Linked DNA regions of Homo sapiens: region 1 is linked to region 2. Evidence: read pairs that join two places in POLR2A ChIA-PET (ENCODE). Cell type or tissue: A673. All regions are shown on one strand. Each heading gives the region's core, and the rest is flanking DNA. Links, peaks and the distances in the headings are about the cores only. Region 1 overlaps PSMA3-AS1 (PSMA3 antisense RNA 1). Region 2 overlaps ARID4A (AT-rich interaction domain 4A).

Region 1 (4,404 bases), core at 70-4,069, 70 kb after region 2:
TTTTTAGCAGAGATGGGGTTTCACTCTGTTGGCCAGGCTGGTCTCAAACTGCTGACCACAAGTGATCTGCCCACGTCGGCCTCCCAAAGTGTTGGGATTACAGGCGGTAGCCACTGTGCCCAGCTTGTATACACGTTTAATAGACCTTGCCAGTGATTTTTAGTATCTGCTTTTCTCACTGGGGAAAGAACTATATCTGAACTTTTTAAATTTTAGTCTTCCTTGGTGATGTGATACATCGTAGGCATCCAAATGTTTGCCTTGAATTTTTACTGCTATCACTTGGTTGCTACTGACACCCAAACCAATCAGACCTACTAAATATCATATATTATTATCTTTATACCTGTAATTTTCCTATACCATTTCCTTTTCTCTAAATTATCAGAATTTTCTTCGGTGCTATCTTAAGAATAATTCCCTTATATTATATTAATCTTGAATCCCATTGACTTTTCCTGAAAAAAAATTAACTCCCATTTCCACATGGATCTTAATAGTTCAACTCTTTATTTACATGAATTTTTCTCAAAACTTTGTGATTCCATGTAGTAGAAATGAAATATAAGTCCAAATGATACACTTCAAAGACAAACCCAAGATACATGAGTAAGGAATCCTGCTCATCAACTATCTTTATATGTTAATCACATTATACTAGTATTTATTTCAAAGAGATATATGGACTGGAAGGATACACTTTATAATAGAGTACCTCTTGAAGGGGTTGAGTGGTCAAAGAAGGAATATTACTTTTATTTGTAATGTTTTAATATTTATATGAGGGACAATAAATACATAGGTACATATGAACATACCACATAATTTAAGTACCTACATTGCAAAAACAATGGAGGCTGGGCAGTGGCTCACACCCATAATCGCAACACTTTGGGAGGCCGAGGTGGGAGGATCACTTGTCATGACTTGAGACCAGCCTGGACAATATAGATACAGCGTGTTTCTTCAAAAATTTTAAAAAATTAGCCAGGCGTGGTGGTACATGCCTGTGATTCGAGCTACTCGGGAGGCTGAGGTGGGAGGATAGTTTAAGCACGGAAGATTGAGGCTGCAGTGATCTTTGATCCTGCCATTGTACTCCAGCCTGGCAACAGAGTGAGACCCTGTCTCCGGAAAAAAAAAAAAAACACCATGGAAGCAAGCAAAAAAAAAAAAATTCCTAAAATAGTTATTCCAGGTTGTGGGAATATGGATGGCTTTCTTCTTTGCCCTCTTTGTTATTTTCTTTGTTATTGTTGTTCAGATGGAGTCTCATTCTGTCGCCCAGGCTGGAGTGCAGTGGCACGATCTTGCCTCACTGCAAGCTCCACTTAGATTGAAGCAGTTCTCCTGTCTCGGCCTCCTGAGTAGCTGGGATTACAGGTACCTGCCTCCACACCCGGCTGATTTTTGTATTTTTAGTAGAGACGGGGTTTCACCTTGTCGGTCAGGTTGGTGTCTAACTCTTGACCTCGTGATCTACCTAGCTCAGCCTCCCAAAGTGCTGGCATTGCAGGCGTGAGCCGCCACGCCTGGCCTTGTTATCTTTTTTTTTTTTTTTTTTAAACTTTATACAGGCAAGGTCTCGCTATGTTGTCCAGGCTGGAGTGTAGTGGCTATTCACAGGCACTTTCACAGCACAATGCAGCACTGCTCAAGCAATCCTCTCACCTCAGCCTCATGAGTAGCTGGGACCATAGTTGGACACCACTACACTGAGGTCTTTTGGTTTTTTTTTCTTACTTTTTTTTTTGGTGGTGGTGGTTTAGTTTAAGCAGCAACATGCGAAAAGGTATCTTTAAAATTCACCCCAGTTTAAAGGAGGGTAAGATATAATTTAGTGGTTTTATAAGGAAACGGCTTCTCAGAATATTTTGTAAAGGGCAAGAATCACGTTTTCTATTTCATGTGTCCTTTAACAGTTCTAATAAGCAATTAATGTTTATTATGATTGAGGTATGCTGGGTGCAGTGGCTCATGCCTGTAATCCCAGCACTTTGGGAGGCCTAGGTGGGTGGATCACCTGCAGTCAGGAGTTCGAAACCAGCCTGACCAACATGGTGAAATCCCGTCTCTACTAAAAATACAAAATTAGCCAAGTGTGGCGGTGTGTGCCTGCAATCCCAGCTGCTTTGGAAGCTGAGGCAGGAGATTGCTGGAACCCGGGAGGCAGAGGTTGCAGTGAGCTGAGATTGTGTCATTGCACTCCAGCCTGGGCAACAACAGTGAAACTCGGTCTCAAAAAAAAAAAAAAAAGAAAAAAAAAAAGACCAGGCGCGGTGGCTCCCTAGCACTTCGGGAGGTCGAGGCGGGCGGATCACAAGGTCAGAGTTTGAGACTAGCCTAGCCAACATGATGAAACCCCGTCTCTAGTAAAAATAGAAAAATTAGCGCCCGTAATCCCAGCTACTCGGGAGACTGAGGCAGAAGAATCTCTTGAACCCAGGAGGACGAAGTTGCAGTAAGCCAAGATCGTGCCACTGCACTCCAGCCTGGGCAAGAAGAGCAAAATTCTGTCTGGGGGGCAGGGGGAAGAGGTATATTTTTTGGATTAAAATGGAATGCTTTCCTCAAACTGTTAAAATTAGGTAGTGTTACAAGTTTAAAGAATAGGTTTAGCCAGTGTGATTATTGCAGTGTAATAAAAAGGATCCCAGGTGGCACACATGCTAGTGTGGTGCCCAGATGCTCAACTGAAGTGAAGGATAACATGCGTTTCAACATTTTCTATATACTAGGCAGTTTTTCTTAAGTCTTGGTTTATTGTGATATAATACAGTAAAATTTACTCTTTATACGTATGATTCCATTAATATTAACAAATTTAAACAGTCTTACAGCTAAATACAATCAAGATACAGAACATTTCCATCACTACAGGAAGTTGTTTTTTGCTAATTTAACTAAACTTCTTACCATGCTCAACCCCCCACCCCCACCCTGAGAACCACTGCTTTGTTTTTCTGATCATATAGTTTGGCCTTTTCAAAAATGTCATACAGTTGGAATCATATAGTATGCATGAATCATGTAGCTGAAGTTTTCATTTCACTTAGGTAAACACCTAGGAATAGGAGTGCTGGGTTATACTCTAAGTGTTAAACTTCATAAGAAGCTGCTAAACTGTTTTCCAAAGCATCTGTACCATTTTCCTTTCCCACCAGCAATAAAGCATTCATTAGTCTACGTACTCACCAGTGCTAGTGTGGTCAGAATGTATAGTTTTAATTATACACATTATAATAGATGTAGAGTGGTATCTCATCGTGATTTTGCCTTTTCCTAATGAATATCTTTCCTTACATATTTGTCATTAGTGTGTCTTCTTTAGTAAATGGTCCTATTGTTTTGCCCATTTTTAAAAGTTGAGTTTTCATATTGTTCAATTTCGAGAGTTCTTCATATATTCTGGACACAAGTCCTTTGTCAGACATGTGATTTGCAAATATTTTCCCCCAGAGTTTTTCCTGTCTTGTCAGTCCCTTAATAGTGTTTTTAGGAAGGAGAACAGCTGCTTTTAATTTTGATAAAGCTTGTCAATTGTTTTTCTTTTATGGATCATGCTTTTGGTGTAGTATCTGAGAACTCTTTCTTAAACCAGTCACACATGTCTTCTGTTTTCTTTGAAGCTTTACAGGTTGAGGTACATTTTGGTCCATGATCACTTTTGAGCTACTTTTTATATATAGGTAGTATAAGATATGGTTTGAGGTTTTTGTTTGGGGTTTTTTTTCTTCCTGCATATGAATGTTCAGTTGTTCCAGCACCATTTGTTGAAAAAACACTATCCTTTCTCTAGTAATTTGCTTTTTTACTTTTGTCAGTTGACTATTTGTGGGTCTGTTTTTAAACTCCATTTTATATTATGTCTACATTATGAACTTTATAGTTAGTCTTGAAATTAGGTAATGTGGGTCTTCTCACTTGTGCTTTTCAAAATTGTTTTGGCTCTTCTAATTCTTTCACTTTTTCCATATAAATTTTAGAAACAGCTTATTGATTTCTACCACTTTCCCCCAAAAAGCCACTTGGGAATTTGACTAAGTTTACATCGAATCTAATAAATGATTTTGGAGAGAAGTGGTATCTTAGCAATACAGTCTTTTCTGATAACACTTCCTGTTTTAGTTCTTTTTCTCATTTAATAATTTTCCAACATTAAAACCTTGGACAAATTTAGATGTGTATCTGAATAATTCCAGTTTTGTTGCCATTTAAAATGGTACATAATCCTTATTTTATAGATGAGAAAATTAAGTAACTTGCCCAAGTCACACAGTTACTAAATGACAAAGCTAGATTGAAATCTATGAGCTTATAAACTAATGTCCTGTTTTGAGCTACAGTACTAGTTTTATTAAATTGTTGTGGTTAAACTGGGGTAGAGAGGAAGTCCTAACTTCT
Region 2 (4,404 bases), core at 197-4,196:
TTCACCTTTAAAAAGGAAGGAAATTCTGATATGTGCTACAACATAATGTCTTACAGACATTATGGTGAGTGAATAAGCCAGTAAAAAAGGACAAACACTGTATGATTTCACTTATATAAAAGTACCTAGAATATCAAATTCATAGGTACAGAAAGTAAAACTTTGATTGCTAAGGGTTGGGGAGGAATGAGGAGTTACTGTTTAATGGGTACAGAATTTCAGGTTTGCAAGGTAAAAATATTCTGGAACTGGACGGTGGTGACACTTATGCAACGGTGAGAATGTACTTAATGCCAATGAAGTGTACACTTAAAAAGAGTTAAGGTGGCAAATTTTATGTTATATGTACTTACCACAATTTTAAAAAAAATTAAAAAAAAACAATTTGGAAATTTCATGACATTCACTAGAAGATTCCATTTACTACATGAAGGAAGTTTTGAAAACTGGTTTCTGAACTATAAGACAAAGCAATTTCACATTCTCTTTCATTAAATATGATTCCACCAAAAAATAAGACATAGTAATTAAACTTCTTTGATAGTGTGGTAAATTCCTTTCTCTTTCTAAAATTTGATAAATCCTACTATGTAACATCACTGGACACTGATCCAAATGCTAGATGACAATTCCTAAATAGACCTTATATATTAAAGGAAAGAAGGAGCAAAGTTGGAAGATACAACCAGCATACATGTACGCATCACTAGAGCTACACAGTGTGCTATAAAGTTACAAAGACAAGATATCATCTAGTTTAGGGCACAGGCACTATAAAGAGGTGATTCATTTATTCAACATCTATTTAATAAGCCTTTATTATGTGCCAGGCACTATTCTAAATGCGTGGCATCTGTCAATAAACGAAATAAACACTAATCCCTGACCTCGTGGAGTGTGATTCTAGTGTAGAGTGGGGCAAAATAGATAATCACAATAAACAGAATAAATAAGTAAATTACAGAAAGAACAACATCAGAGGGACTGAGAGTTCCAAAGAGAGGAGGCAGGTTACAATTTCAGATAAGGTGACCAAGACAGCCTTCAATGAGGTGATACTTTAGCAGAAGACTGGAAAAGGAATATCTGGGATTCATCCCAGACAAGAATGACTTGATCGAATATAAACAGAAAACAGAAGGAAGGGTTTTCAGGTAGAGGAAATAATATACAATATATTTCGAAAAAAGTAGCTAGCTAAGCAGCATTAAATACTGGAAAATAAACTAGGTTCACTGTAGTACTTTTGTGTATATATGAAAATGGCTATAATAAAAAATTTTAAATAATACTTAAACCAGATAAAACTAGTATTAAGAACTCACCCTCGGAGATTTTAATTCTATCTCTTCTCTTTCACTTTCACTGTTTGAATCGATATTTTCCTCAGGTTCACTCTTCACTTCTGTTAAAGGCATTTCTTGATCTAATTTGAGAGCCTCTTCCATTGATTCTTCTAAGTCTTTTTTTTCCTCTTTTACTTTTGGTTCATGGTGATGAACAGTTCTGAACTGAATATTTGCCGAACGGCAGTACTCCTCAAAACCATAGAGATACCTAAACAAACAATATTTCATTTAAGAAATCTTACAGTCTTTGCATCTAACTTGAATTCATGTTATTAAACACATTTTTAAAAAGTAAAGCCCAGTAATTTAAAAAAATTTTTGTTACTCTTTTCTGTGTTACTATTTTCTTGGTGTTTTAGATAGAATCATAAACAGAAAAACTGATCATAAAATGCCGTCCTGAGACGTCTGAGCTTGTGATAGCTAAACATAACTATCATAAGTTTTGATATGAAGGCTGTTCACCCCAAAAGATGTAGCTCTGTAATATGTATCATAATCGCAGACACTACCTGCATCCTGATTTTGGAAAGGAAATCAGGACAACATAAGAAATGGAGTAAAGCAGATTAGATGCGCTGAAATAACTTTCAATCACAAGTATCTGTCAACCTAAACCTTTTTATATACTTTCTCTAACTTTAATGTTTCTAGATTGATGTATTCTTGTTAACAAAGTAAATGGAAAATATTTCCTATAAATATATATTCTTTGATGAATAAACTATACTACTTACTTTCTATAAGCAGTTTTTACATTGTAGGAAGCAGCTGAATTCAAAATAGGAATGCCAAGGTCCATATAAATTTGCTTCCATACAGCACCACTATCAATCTGGAAAATTAAGTTTTTATGTTAACATTTGCAAAGGGAATTAATCTTTTTTTTTTTTTTTTTTTTTTTTTTTTTTTTTTTTTTTTTTTTTTGAGACAGGGTCTCACTCTGTCGCCCAGGCTGGAGAGCAGTGGTGCAATCAGGGCTCACTGCAGCCTCGACCTCCTGGGCTCAAGTGATCCTCCCACCTCAGCTTCCCGAGTAGTTGGGACCACAGGCATGCGACACCATGCCTGGCTAATTTTTGTATTTTCTGTAGAGATGGGGTTTCGCCATGTTGCCCAGGCTAGTCTTGAATTCCTGAGCTTAAGCAATCCACCCGCCTCAATCTCCCAAAATGCTGGGATTACAGGCGTGAGCCACCGTGCCTGGCCAGGAAAAGATCTTTATCCTAATATTCTATGTTCATTAAGAAAATGTATTTATTATCCAATGTGCATATAATAATGCAATATAAGATAACTTAACTTTTTACCACATCAATACATGTTTCAAAAAGCAATGTTATACTTACATTGTCACATCCACCCTGATGATAAACCAGTCTGAAGAGTTTGAAGAGATTGAGATCTTTATAGCCCAAAACAGGTGGTTTGTTGATTGGAGTACCTTTTCAATGTAAGTAGGTAGAAATAAAATGTTTATTCAAATGAGAAATACTAATTTGAAAACAAAGCGGTCAATTTCTAATTTCCCCAATTTCATTAATTAGAGGCACATATTTAAAGAGCCTTAAACAATGTAAAACAACACAAGATAATTCTCTTGTGTTGTTTTATATATAATAATTCTTTTTTATATGTTTTATATATAATAATATATATAATAATTCTCTCTTATTTATATAGCTTTGTGGGGATCTTCAGATTTTAGGTGTTATACTAATAAAGCTACCTCTTTAACTGCCAATGAATTGAGTAAAACTAAAGTAAACACTGCATGGTGTGGCCAACAATGTTGCTGGTTCAAGACGCTTGGGCATAGGGCTGGGTGCAGTGGCTCACACCTGTAACCCCAGCACTTTGGGAGGCTAAGGCAGGAAGATCACTTGGGCTCAGGAGTTTGAGACCAGCCTGGGCAACATGGTGATATCCTGTCTCTACAAAAATTAAAAGGAAAACATTAGCTGAGTGTGGTGGTGTGCACCTGTGGTCCCAGGTACTTGGGAGCCTGAGGTGGGAGGACTGCTTAAGCCCAGGAAGTGGAGGCTGGAGGGAGCCATGTTCACGCCACCGCACTCCAGCTTGAGTGACAGAGTAAGACTCTGTCACAAAAAAAAAAAAAAAAAAAAAAAAAAAAAGTTTAGGCATAAACAAACACAACAGAAAAGATAAGATTTATACCCTGGTTCCACTTTCACTACTTTGACACAAATGTTAAGACTGTTAGCAGTAATCTGAAGGATGATTTCTGAAGGCCACACAGAATGTTTAGGACCAATTTATCTTAAGATTTTCTAGGACTAACAAATGGCAAGGAGTATGATGGTTTATAATTGTTCTATTATTCTACCTATATTAGAAATCTCATCTTTTTCAGATAACGATTGGTCTCCTATTATGTTTAATTTGCTGAGAACAAGGATCAGGCTAGTTTATCTAGTTTATTTGCCACAAATATAGCATTAGTAATTAGTGGGTATGCAGATTAACATAACTGGTCACTTTCTATTTCTGAAATATCAGAATATTCTTTAGCTTTGTAAGTGACAGGGAAAACTAAATTGTATCAAAATATTTTCTCACTTGTTTCTATGTAAAATAGGTATGAACAGTTTAATTCCAAATATTTTACTACTGTCAGGTGTAACTGATTCTAGGATTTATTTAAAATCCAAAACTAGACAGTCATGATGGTTCACAGCTGTAATCTCAGCACTTTGGGAGGCAGAGGTAAGAGGATCACTTGAGGCCAGGAGTTTGAGACCAGCCTCGGCAATATGGCAAAACCCGTCTCTACAAAAAATAGAAAAATAAAAAATTAGCTGGGTATGGTGGCACGTGCCTGTAGTCCCAGCTACTCGAGAGGCTGAGGCAGGAGGATCACTTGAGCCCAGGAGGTCAAGGCTGCAGTAAGCCAGGAGCAAATCACTGCACTCCAGCCTGGGCATCAAAGCAAGAACCTGCCTCAAAATAAATAAATAAATAAAATCCAAAACTGTTTATCTGCAATACTAACAAAAACAATGCATATACCTAGAATGTAAACATGAAAAAGAAA

The links. ChIA-PET counts read pairs that join two places held together with the same protein. Peaks named below come from ENCODE experiments on the same cell type or tissue, not always from the same donor. Only the 100,000 strongest peaks of a DNase experiment are listed, where the experiment ranks them.
Region 1: POLR2A ChIA-PET joins it to region 2 with 5 read pairs; 7 of 35 experiments call an interaction of 5 or more read pairs at or near these places.

Annotation. Positions count from the first base shown.
Region 1 is chr14:58,275,026-58,279,429 of GRCh38, reverse strand. All of the region lies in intron 2 of PSMA3-AS1 (PSMA3 antisense RNA 1), which reads left to right. Among named protein-coding and RNA genes, the nearest start is that of LINC00216, 11 kb to the left of the region's middle. In A673, for the core only: no CTCF peak of the experiment used is centred there; no DNase peak of the experiment used is centred there; H3K27ac peaks cover 962 bases.
Region 2 is chr14:58,344,800-58,349,203 of GRCh38, reverse strand. It overlaps ARID4A (AT-rich interaction domain 4A), which reads right to left. Exons shown (of 24, transcript NM_002892.4): 13 at 2,699-2,793; 14 at 2,087-2,184; 15 at 1,326-1,557. Among named protein-coding and RNA genes, the nearest start is that of ARID4A, 48 kb to the right of the region's middle. In A673, for the core only: no CTCF peak of the experiment used is centred there; no DNase peak of the experiment used is centred there.